Linked DNA regions of Homo sapiens: region 2 is linked to region 1. Evidence: read pairs that join two places in POLR2A ChIA-PET (ENCODE). Cell type or tissue: B cell. All regions are shown on one strand. Each heading gives the region's core, and the rest is flanking DNA. Links, peaks and the distances in the headings are about the cores only. Region 1 overlaps SH3PXD2A (SH3 and PX domains 2A). Region 2 holds the start of LOC124902496 (a long non-coding RNA gene).

Evidence for each region. ChIA-PET counts read pairs that join two places held together with the same protein. Peaks named below come from ENCODE experiments on the same cell type or tissue, not always from the same donor. Only the 100,000 strongest peaks of a DNase experiment are listed, where the experiment ranks them.
Region 2: POLR2A ChIA-PET joins it to region 1 with 7 read pairs; 8 of 35 experiments call an interaction of 5 or more read pairs at or near these places.

The regions. Positions count from the first base shown.
Region 1 is chr10:103,634,714-103,640,080 of GRCh38, forward strand. The region is part of intron 8 of SH3PXD2A (SH3 and PX domains 2A); the gene reads right to left. Among named protein-coding and RNA genes, the nearest start is that of SH3PXD2A-AS1, 110 kb to the right of the region's middle. RefSeq lists enhancers at 812-1,391, 1,974-2,553, 5,077-5,367. In B cell, for the core only: no CTCF peak of the experiment used is centred there; no DNase peak of the experiment used is centred there.
Region 2 is chr10:103,582,513-103,587,879 of GRCh38, forward strand. NEURL1 (neuralized E3 ubiquitin protein ligase 1) reads left to right here. Exons shown (of 6, transcript NM_004210.5): 4 at 2,024-2,713. LOC124902496 (a long non-coding RNA gene) reads right to left here and starts at 1,231. Exons shown (of 3, transcript XR_007062277.1): 1 at 200-1,231; 2 at 1-72. RefSeq lists a silencer at 1,902-1,961. In B cell, for the core only: no CTCF peak of the experiment used is centred there; DNase peaks (open chromatin) are centred at 1,959 and 2,319; H3K4me3 peaks cover 1,584 bases; H3K27ac peaks cover 813 bases.

The DNA.
Region 1 (5,367 bases), core at 126-5,125:
GTCAATGTGTACAGCTGAGGGTCCTCTGGGAACAGAGGTAATTAGGGGTATTCAGTCAGAAAGACTCGAAGTCAGGTCCTGGCTTGCTGCTTCCTAGCTGTGTGACCTGAGGAAAGTTACTAGACCTTTCTGAGTCTCAGTCACCCTCTTTGTAATGACAGGAATGAATGGAGCGTATTTCCTGAGGTTGTTGAGGGGAATAAAGGAGACACTGCAGGGAGGTAGCTTAGGTTGAGCTATTATCCACATGGCGGTGGTCGTTAATCACTAGAGGGTCAGCACCCACGGGTGGCCAGGTGGCATCTGTGCAGTGCACAAGCAGAGGGCAGCCTGAGGGCATCAGGAGGCACTCACTCATCTGGGGAAACTGCCTTGAGTGTGTGTGGGCGTGTGCCTATGCATCTGCTCTAAGCTGGGGTTTTAGGGCTACCTTCAGGGGTTTCAGAAGGATGGAAGGAAGTGGACTGAGAAAGTGGCCCTATCTGTGCCCAGGTTCGGGGCAGCTGTTCTCTGGCTGGCTGCCACACCTGGCTTCTTCCCTGAGAAGTCAACCCTGGTTTCCAGGTACAAAGGAAGCAGGATCTTTTGGGAGGTGGGGCAGGGAGCTTGGTGGCAGCAAGAGATAGTGGGGACCCTCCCAAGGGGCCTGGGCTGGCTAGGAGACCCCTTAGTGCACCCTTCAGCCCAGCCTGGCAGTCAGGCCCTCTGATACCCGCCAGGGCGTTTGATGCCTGCCAGGGCCTTGCTTAGGCAGGTCTTCTTGCCTGGAGTGCCCTTATGCTGAGATGACCCCTCCCAGACAGGGGCCAGGGGAGGGGCTACCATGCTCATTCCCTTGAATGGGAAACTGCAGCCTGTTTTAGAGGAACCCTGAGAGAGGACCCCAGGTACACACGGTGTGTGGCAGAAACCTTTATTCTGGAGTCTCTAGCCCTGGTTTTCAGGGCTAAACCCCTAGACCGGAGAAGTTGTTTAGGAGAATCCCAAACTGGACAATACCCCAAAGCTGCCTCACCCTGGCCTGTCCTTCCATCGGGCCATGTCTGTGTGCCAGGGCCCAGCCCTTTCCAGATGGCAGAGGCCCAGAAAGAACGAACATGTAGCCTGGCATTTACAGCCAGCCATGCTCTGTGAGCCTTAAGTAACAACCCACTTTGCAATGACCCAGGGGCTGAGGAGAGGAGGCAGCAACATGGGGGGTTCTGGCCAGCACTTCCAGCTCAGGGCAGGGAAGGGAGGATGTCCCAGCCCCGGGAGGGAAAAGCTGGGGCCCAAGCACCAGGTCCTCCCTCTATCCAGGCTAAGCATCTTCAGTGAACCGGCCCAGCAGAGTCCACCTGTTTGGCCAATTTCAAATCTCTCTCAAATTGACTGATGCTGACACCAGAGGAGGGAGGGAAAGAGTAGAGATGAAGCTGGGCGCGGTGGCTCAGGCCTGTAATCCCAGCACTTTGGGAGGCCGAGGCAGGCGGATCACGAGGCCAGGAATTTGAGGCCAGCCTGGCCAACATAGTGAAACCCCGTCTCTACTGAAAATACAAAAAAATTAGCCGGGCGTGGTGGCGGGCGCCTGTAGTCCCAGCTACTCAGGAGGCTGAGGCAGGAGAATGGCATGAACCTGAGAGGCGGAGCTTGCAGTGAGTCGAGATCGTACCACTGCACTCCAGCCTGGGTGACAGAGCGAGACTCCATCTTAAGAAAAAAAAAAAAAAAAGAGTAGAGATGGAAACTGAGGCACAGATTGACATACACAGAGAGACAGAGGGAAATGAAAGAGTGAGCCAGACAGAGCAAGAGGCCAGGAGAGGGACCAGGGCCTTAGACTCTCCAGGAATGGGGGAGCCTGACTGAGGGCGGCAGGAAGTGACGGGCACTCCCAGGCCACTGCTGTCCCCAGGGTGACTAGGCCACAATGGCCTCCTTAAGGAGGGAGAATAATGAGCTCGTTAGGGCCAGAGTCAGGCCAGCTGCACACAATTAGGATGTTAATTAAGTCCTCTGAGGTCACAGCTCAGCCTAGGACAAAACAGCTGGTGGGGGGAGGGGAGACCCCCCACTCCTTCCTCTCCCTCTGAAATCCTCTCGTCCTCCCGCTCTGACTCCCAAACCTCCCAGCCCTGTTCAGCCCAGGATTGAGCCCAAGGATGCTTCTTAATCCCTTCTTCCTAGACAGACCTCGGTTAGGATCCTAGCTTTACCACTCACTGTTGGCGTGACCTGAGATAGGTCACTGGCCCTCTCTGAGCCTCACTGGCACACCAGAGTAATACTAAGTACCTGGGGATGCCCAGTGGCATCAGGAACATATGGTGTATGCAATACCCAGAGATTTTCACCAGCAAGTATTTCCCGAGCACCTGGTACGGGCCAGGTCCTGTTCCAGGCACGAGGACACTGCAGTGAACAACACGCATCCGGGACTCATGCTCTACTCCCCCATCACCCAGGCATGGCACACGCGGGGTTCGATTGCCGCCTGTGCCCTGGCCCTGAGGCCTGCTGGAGAAGGCTGGGCTTCAGGCTCTGGGCACAAACCCAGAGGATTTCAAGGCAGGATGAGACTCAGAGCTTGGAGTTTGGAAAAACCCAGGAGGCTTTAGATGACTTCCAGGCTTCATGTTTTCCTTCCCCGTGAGTTACTCTTGGTCCTTCACATCTGGCTTAACACCAGGTAATTCAGAGCTCAGAATGTGGGCTGCACTCATTCCATGCCCAGGCCTATGTAAGGGTTTTGGTATCCAGGTGGGGAAGGGTGCATGGTGGAGCTAGGAAAAGAGGAAGACAGGCCCTGCCTCAAACTCCTCCTCATATAGGCTCGGGGTGGGTGAACAGCAGCAGCCCACTTCCAGAACCCTCAGCCAGCACCCTGACCTGCTTCTCAAAGCACCTCTATTCATGATTTAAACCTGAGCTCAGACCTTGACCCTTTGGAAGGGTGATCTTCCTAGGCATTCCAAGTTCTTTGCTTGGTGCGGGTTTGGAGAAGGGAATAGGGCATTTGCGAGCTCCAAGTGGCGACGGGTGGGGAGACACTGAGAGGAAGAAAGGGCTGAGGGCATCCTGGCCAGGCGCATGGCACCAGCGCTGCCTACCTACCCATACCACACCCAGCACAAGGCTGGGCCCAAGTGAGTGCTGCTGTCCTGGACCCAGCCTGACCCCTTTCCCATGACCTCCAGGCAGAGCTAAGGCTTCTGCCTTTGTGGAACCAGAGAAGCTGGAAATGCAGGCTGTCTGCGAGTGCTGTGCCTTTAAGACCAGTGAAAGGCTGCCCACCCTCGGCCAGGCCTCCCCTGGTCAGAAAGCCCTGTCACTGCAGCTCTTGCCAAGACACGCGCCTCCATGGTCCAAAGCAAACAGGAGCGAGCGAGAAACTCCTCCAGTCCCTCCTGCGTGCACCCACACAGCCCCTGCCTTCATGAGCCACTCAGCGGGTCCTACCTGTGCCCACCCTGCTCCGTTGCCCAGGGCCTTCCCTCCCCTAGACGGGCTCTGAGGCCACCAGGGACCCAGAACCTCCCCTGGGCACCTGGGGCCTGGATTCCAAGACCATTAGCACAGGCTGCTACGTCACCATTTGGAAGGCTCCGTGGAGTCCGTGTCAAGACAGCCTGGGCTGCTGCCACCTTCCCACTCAGCTCCAGCCTGCCCACCTCACCGAACAGGCCCAGAAGCCAGTGCTAGGCTGGGTCCCCGCCAAGCCCACAGGGCTCTGGTGTGTCTGAGCAGACCAAGGTCATGGGTGAGGCACCCAGAAGGAGGCCTGACTAACAAGCAACGCAGGCAGAGAGGGACACATGGTTAAATGACAGGTAGCGGAGAATGGTTTCCAGCGAGGGCGCCAGAGCCAGGCTGCCTGGGATTGAGGCCCAGCTCTGCTACTTGCCAGCTGCATGAATTTGGGCAATTGCCTCAATTTTCTCATCTGCAAAACCGACCCAAAGTACCCACATCTCAGTGTTGTTACGAGGATTAGAGGAGCTAATCCTTGAAAAGCCTTCAGAATAGTGCCTGATTGGAATCAGAATAGTGCCTTCAGACGAGCACAAGTCGCAAAGCGCTGACATGAAGTGAAATTCTAAAGAAGGAACCAAGACCTCAATGCGCCTGGGTGACTGGGGCCAGGGATGGCCAGGGAAGCAGGTAGGTCTTGGGTGTCTGGAGTTTCAGGGGGAGAGAGAGACCCTCGTGGTGTCAGTGTCATTTACCCTTGACCTCAGAAGGTCTCTACTGAAAACATGTGGGTCTGATTCTGTGCCTGGCACGGGTGGGGGTCGGAGACAGGTTGAGGTGGAGATTATAAGATGGCATGAGGCCTCTCCAGGAGCTGCAGAGCAGTGGATGGATGAGAAGGGCGGCTGCTTGCAGGGGGACTTGGCACGAGACTGCTTGTGCTGGGTGCGGCAGGGCGACCCAGACAGCCCCATGCAGTGGACATGGCGGTGGGTGATACAATGCTTGCCAAGGAACCAGAGATATCCAGAGATGAGAATGACTAGGCAGAAAAGAATTCTTAGAGGAGAAGAGACTTGAATTGAACCTCAGAGTGACAGGCTGCATGGGCTCACTCTAATGGCTTCATAGGGGATTATTCCAGATGAAAATGAGGCATTCAAGGCCGGGCATGGTGGCTCATGCCTGTAATCCTGGCACTTTGGGAGGCTGAGGCAGGTGGATCACGAGGTCAAGAGATTGAGACCATCCTGACCAACATGGTGAAACCCTGTCTCTATTAAAAATACAAAAGTTAGCTGGGCATGGTGGCGTGTGCCTGTAGTCCCAGCTACTTGGGAGGCTGAGGCAGGAGAATCGCTTGAACCTGGGAAGCGGAGGTTGCAGTGAGCCAAGATCGTGCCACTGCACTCCAGCCTGGCGACAGAGCGAGACTCCGTCTTAAAAAAAAAAAAAAAAAAGAAAAAGAAAAAAAAAAAAGAAAAAAAGAAAATGAGGCACTCACCTCAAGCTGGTGCCCTCTCTCAGTGCCATTATTAAGCAGAGCACAGAGGTGTGAGCCTGTGCCCAGATTCCTAAACATGAGGCGCTCAGGAAAGATGGAAGATGCAAGAAGGTAAACTCTAATGTCACAACTGTAAATGATGTGGATGGTGAGAGAGACCTGCTGTCAAAGGCAAGACGATGGAAGATGATGGAAGAGTGGCAGTCAGGGAAGGAGAGTGGGGCGGGAAGGGGTGGCCTGCTAAGAATCCAGTCAAGACACTTACATTCTCAGAGGTGGAGCCCTGAGGACATGCTCAGGGGAACAAAAAGGGTGTTTTCCCTGCTGTTCCAGCAAGAGAAAGAGTAAGAAAGGGCTAAGTCGGCCAGGCACAGTGGCTCACGCCTGTAATCCCAGCATTTTGGGAGGCC
Region 2 (5,367 bases), core at 66-5,065, 52 kb before region 1:
CTCCAGAGCTTCAGGAGGCTTGGGGGGAAGGGCCCACACCCAGAGCTTTCTGGGGGCCAGACAACACAGTTCCTGGAAGGGGCAGTGAAAGGGTGAAAGAAAAGAGGGAGGTTTAGTGACCATGTCTACATTCAGTTGGAACTGAATTTTGGCCTCTGCTGTCCCTACCAGACCAATCCCCCAAGCTTTGCTGTCATACCTGAGAACCCCAGCCATCCTTAACCCAGTTCCTGAAGAGACAGCACAGATTCTCCCTTGGAGAGGTTCAGGGAGAAGGCCCAAAGGAAGGGATCGGTCCATGGTGCGGCTTACAGTGGCACCAGGCATATTTGGAGAGATTGACTCACGCAGAAAGGCTTCAATAAACAAGGAGAGTCTGGAAGTGAAGAATGCGGCATTAGGAGTTGGACAGACCTTTTTTTCAATCCTGGATCTGCCACATGGCGGCTGTCATAACGCCGCTGAGCTTTATCTGTAAAACGGGAACACTTCCACGGGCTGCCGTAAGGATGAATTGCAGGGGTAATTCATGGAACATGGTGATCACTTTTATTGAAAGTTATAGGACTCCATAAAGCAGAACATAACACAGCCATTAGAAGAATATGGTGTTGGAAACAGTTATTGGCACGGAGAGGTGTTCAGATGCTGGGGATAAGATGGAAGGAGCCCAGGAGTTAAATTTTTGAAAATTTTGAAAAAAGCTACCAGGGTTCTTAGCCTGGAGTCCTTGCCCATGAATGGCTTCATGTAGTTCATGAATGCCGAGAAATTATCTACAGAATTTAGTGAGAATGTTCATTTTTCTGGGGAAAAGGGTCAATGTCATCACATTTTCAAAGTGATGTAGTACATATAAAAGGTAAAAAACAAGTGATGTTTATATAGCATGACTCAATTTTTGCACTAAAAAAAGTAACCAGCTGGGTGTGGTGGCTCACACTTCTAATCGTAGCACTTTGGGAGACTGAGGCAGGAGGATCGCTTGAGCCTAGGAGTTGGAGACCAGATGGGCAACATGGCGAAATACCGTCTCTACCCCAAAAATACAAAAATTAGCTGGGCGCGGTGGTGCATCCCAGCTACTTGGGAGGCTGAGGTGAGGATGGCTTGAGCCTGGGAGGCGGAGGTTGCTGTAAGCTGAGATATCTCCACTGCACTCCAGCCTGGGCCACAGAGCAAGATCCTGTCTCAAAAAAAAAAAAAAAAAAAAAAAAAAAGCCAAACAAACAAAAAACCCAAAAATACAGCCTTTAAAAAGGCCAAAAGATCATACATCCAAATATTAAAAATGCTTTTCTCTGGGTGGTGGGCTTATAGGCGATTGTTTTTTCTTTTTGCTGAACTGAATTTTCTACAAAATACCGTTTTATATTTTGTATAACTTGTATGATTTAAAAAAGAACGATGAGTTTGATTCCCTGTTAAGCCACTTTCAAAAGGGTATCTTGGATAGATCTACTTCTCAGCCTGTGTCCTGACATGGCAATGGTAGCCTCAAAAGGTGATTGTTAAGGTTAGATGAGACAATGTACGCAAAGAGGGTGTCTGTGTGTTTGCTGGGGGGTGGTTGCTCCCTGGCTTTCCAGGATGTTAGGCCTTCGTCAGTGCACTCGACAGACGGTTACTGTTTGTCAACAGAATGCTTGGCGCTGTTCTAGCTGCTAGGGATAAGACGGAAGGAGCCCAGGAGTTAAATTTTTGAAAATTTTAAATTATGAGGAATACAAGTTTACTGTAGAAAATGAGGAAGTACACATATGCATATAGCAAGCACCTGTGAGCATTTGGAAGCATCCACATGGTTTCAGTTTCGGTGCTTCCCCCCACCTATTCCTCTGCTTAAACAGATGTCCTGCAAGAGTCGTTTCTTGACTGTGTTCGCTAATTTATGTCACAAGCATCGTGTGCGCCATTAGCCATCCGGGATTGTAACGGTGCGCGCGTAGGGACCGGACAGCGGGGCGCGCCGGGGCCGCCTCCCGAGAGCCCTGCGTGACACTGCCCCGTGTCTCCCGCGCAGATAGCGAGCTGGTGCTCCCGGACTGTCTGCGGCCGCGCTCCTTCACCGCCCTGCGGCGGCCGTCGCTGCGGCGCGAGGCGGACGACGCGCGCCTCTCGGTGAGCCTATGCGACCTCAACGTGCCGGGCGCGGACGGCGACGAGGCCGCGCCGGCCGCCGGCTGCCCCATCCCGCAGAACTCACTCAACTCGCAGCACAGCCGCGCGCTGCCGGCGCAGCTCGACGGCGACCTGCGTTTCCACGCCCTGCGCGCCGGCGCGCACGTCCGCATCCTCGACGAGCAGACGGTGGCGCGCGTGGAGCACGGGCGCGACGAGCGCGCGCTCGTCTTCACCAGCCGGCCCGTGCGCGTGGCCGAGACCATCTTCGTCAAGGTCACGCGCTCGGGTGGCGCGCGGCCCGGCGCGCTGTCGTTCGGCGTCACCACGTGCGACCCCGGCACGCTGCGGCCGGCCGACCTGCCTTTCAGCCCTGAGGCCCTGGTGGACCGCAAGGAATTCTGGGCCGTGTGCCGCGTGCCCGGGCCCCTGCACAGCGGCGACATCCTGGGCCTGGTGGTCAACGCCGACGGCGAGCTGCACCTCAGCCACAATGGCGCGGCCGCCGGCATGCAGCTGTGCGTGGACGCCTCGCAGCCGCTTTGGATGCTCTTCGGCCTGCACGGGACCATCACGCAGATCCGCATCCTCGGTGAGTGCCCGCAGCTGCGCCTGGGCGTATGCCTTTCCTGGAGGCGGGGACGATCCGGGTAGGAGACAAAGGGCGAGCTCCCCTTCCTCCAGGCTCATGATGGTGTTGCTAAGGAATCACAGACACCTAAGGTGAGTTCTGGGCGGGACTTGGTCATCTTGTCAGTGGCCCTTATATGTCACCTGGGAGACTCACCTGGGGGGTGAGGCGAGGGAAAGCGCGGATTATTGAGTTTGATGCCCAGAATCAGATCAACCCATAGTCTCACAGATACATAAACAGTCCAGAAGCACACAACCCACTGACCACTCAAAAATGAGAGGAAAAGGCCAGGTGCGGTGGCTCACGCCTGTAATCTCAGCATTTTGGGAGGCCGAGGCGGGCGAATCATGAGGTCAGGAGATCAAGACCATCCTGGCTAACACGGTGAAACCCCGTCTCTACTAAAAATACAAACAATTAGCGGGGCATGGTGGTGGGCGCCTGTAGTCCCAGCTACTCGGGAGGCTGAGGCAGGAGAATGGCTGAGCCCAGGAGGCGGAGCTTGCAGTGAGCCAAGATCGTGCCACTGCACTCCAGCCTGGGCGACAGAGTGAGACTCCGTCTCAAAAAAAAAAAAAAAAAAAGGTTTCCCCCAGCAGTTAACTTTTTGAGTCTCGGTTACCATTTCTCCAAAATGGAAATAAAGGTCCTCACCTTTAAGGAAGTTTGTGAGTCCAAATGAGAAAAAAAGGTTGGAATGTCAGTAGTCAGGTGGTGCAGGGTGGTGTCTGGTTGGGGGACTCGGGGGAATCCCTGAGCAGGCAGCCTTGGGGGAAGTGGGGCTGCAGAGTTCTGGGCCTGCCTTTTCTCGGGGGCACAGGGTTTGAAAGGACTGGGGGGATGTGCATTGAGTTAAGAAAAGAAGGGAGGAAGATTCTTTATTGGAAGACTTCTCAGAGCCTTTAATATGCACTTTGATTAAGGAGACGGTGATGGTGGTTTTGGTGTAGAGTTTTTCCATACTAATTTGACCGGAAATCTTTTCACAAAGTGTCTCCTGGTACCTTTGTACCCCAGAGTGAGCAGGTATTCATGCTTTCCAAGTGCCGGTCTTTGAACCAGCTCTGTGAGACTGAGCTGGTTTCGTTAGATTTACCTGGAGGACCTATTAAAGTGCAGATTCTTGGACCCCCCCTCCAGAGATTTTAATTCGGTAGACCTTGGACAGGTTCTGGACATCTGAATTGTTTTTCTTTAGTAAGTATGCTTACCCAAGTTTGGAGACCCCTGGGCCTCACAGCCCCTAGCCTAGACCTCAGCCCAGGAGGCTTGATAGATAAGATAATGTGTGTAGATGAGTGAGCATGAGGTAGTTACTCTATGAGATTGGCGTACTGTGTATAGGCACATGTGAGTAACTGAATACACATATGTTAATGCATGTAATGCTGTTGGCTTGTGAGAGCATGAGAAATCATATAAAAAACATTGGGGACTTCCACCTCTGCAAAGAGACCAAATGAAGATGGAGTGAAACATAAATAAAAAGGAAATGAAAAGCCTGGGTGCGGTGGCTCACATCTGTAATCCCAGCACTTAGAGAGGCCGAGGCAGATGTATTGCTTGAGGCCAGCAGTTCAAGACCAGCCTGGCCAATGTGGCAAATCCCCATTTCTACTAAAATACAAAAAAATTTAGCTGGGTGTGGTGGTGCACGCCTGTAAGCCCAGCTACTCGGGAGGTTGAGGCAGGAGAATCACTTGAACCTGGGAGGCAGAGGCTGCAGTGACCTGAGATAGTGGCACTGCATTCCAGCTTGGGCAACAGTGAGATTCCATCTCAAGAAAAGAAAGAGAGAGAGAGAAAGAAAGAGAAAGAGAAAAATCAAGCAAGCAGGCAAGATGAATCAGGCTTGGGTGAGAATTCAAGATGGAATAAAAAGAAATTAGGCTGGGATGCAAAAAAATAAAAAATAAAAAATAGTCAAGCTGATTTCATTGACCAGGATATACTACTCCTCAGGGCAAGGAAATTACATAAGAGTAAGGTACTTTCTTCCCTCAGCACCATCTAATAATAGCTAAGCAGCTTTCCAGTAAGGCTTCTGTTGCCCAAAGAGGTTTACTAGACTGGAGCAAAGGGGAGGCTTAAAAAAATCCAGATTTCTCTCTCCCAAGAGGAGGATAGGCCAAGGTGGGTGTTGAAGAAGAACCACCCAGAATTCAATATACATTCAACAAAGTGCTCCTGATCTGTTTGGAAAATTGGGCATCACAACCAGCAAATTGGTGTTTGAAGATCCTGACTGACTTCAAAAGAATAACTAACCAGTGGCAATGTATGAAGGGTCATTATTAACCTTATAGAGGAATGCTTGGCTTTGTGGCTAGCCTAAGTATACTAAAAATAGAAGGTTATTTCCTTCACTCATGTGTATCACAAAACATACAGCCAGTTCCATACTTATTGGTGAAACATCAGAAATATTCTCATGAAAGTCAGGAATATAATAGAGATGGCTTACAGATGTTGTTCTGAAAATTCTGGCCAATGCAACAAGGCAAGAAAAGTAAATAGGAGTTGTGAATTCCTGAAAGAAGGAGATGATAATTAACTTGGAAAAATATTAACACAGTAAGAGAAACCCTGTGGGCATCTATTGAATATTCTTA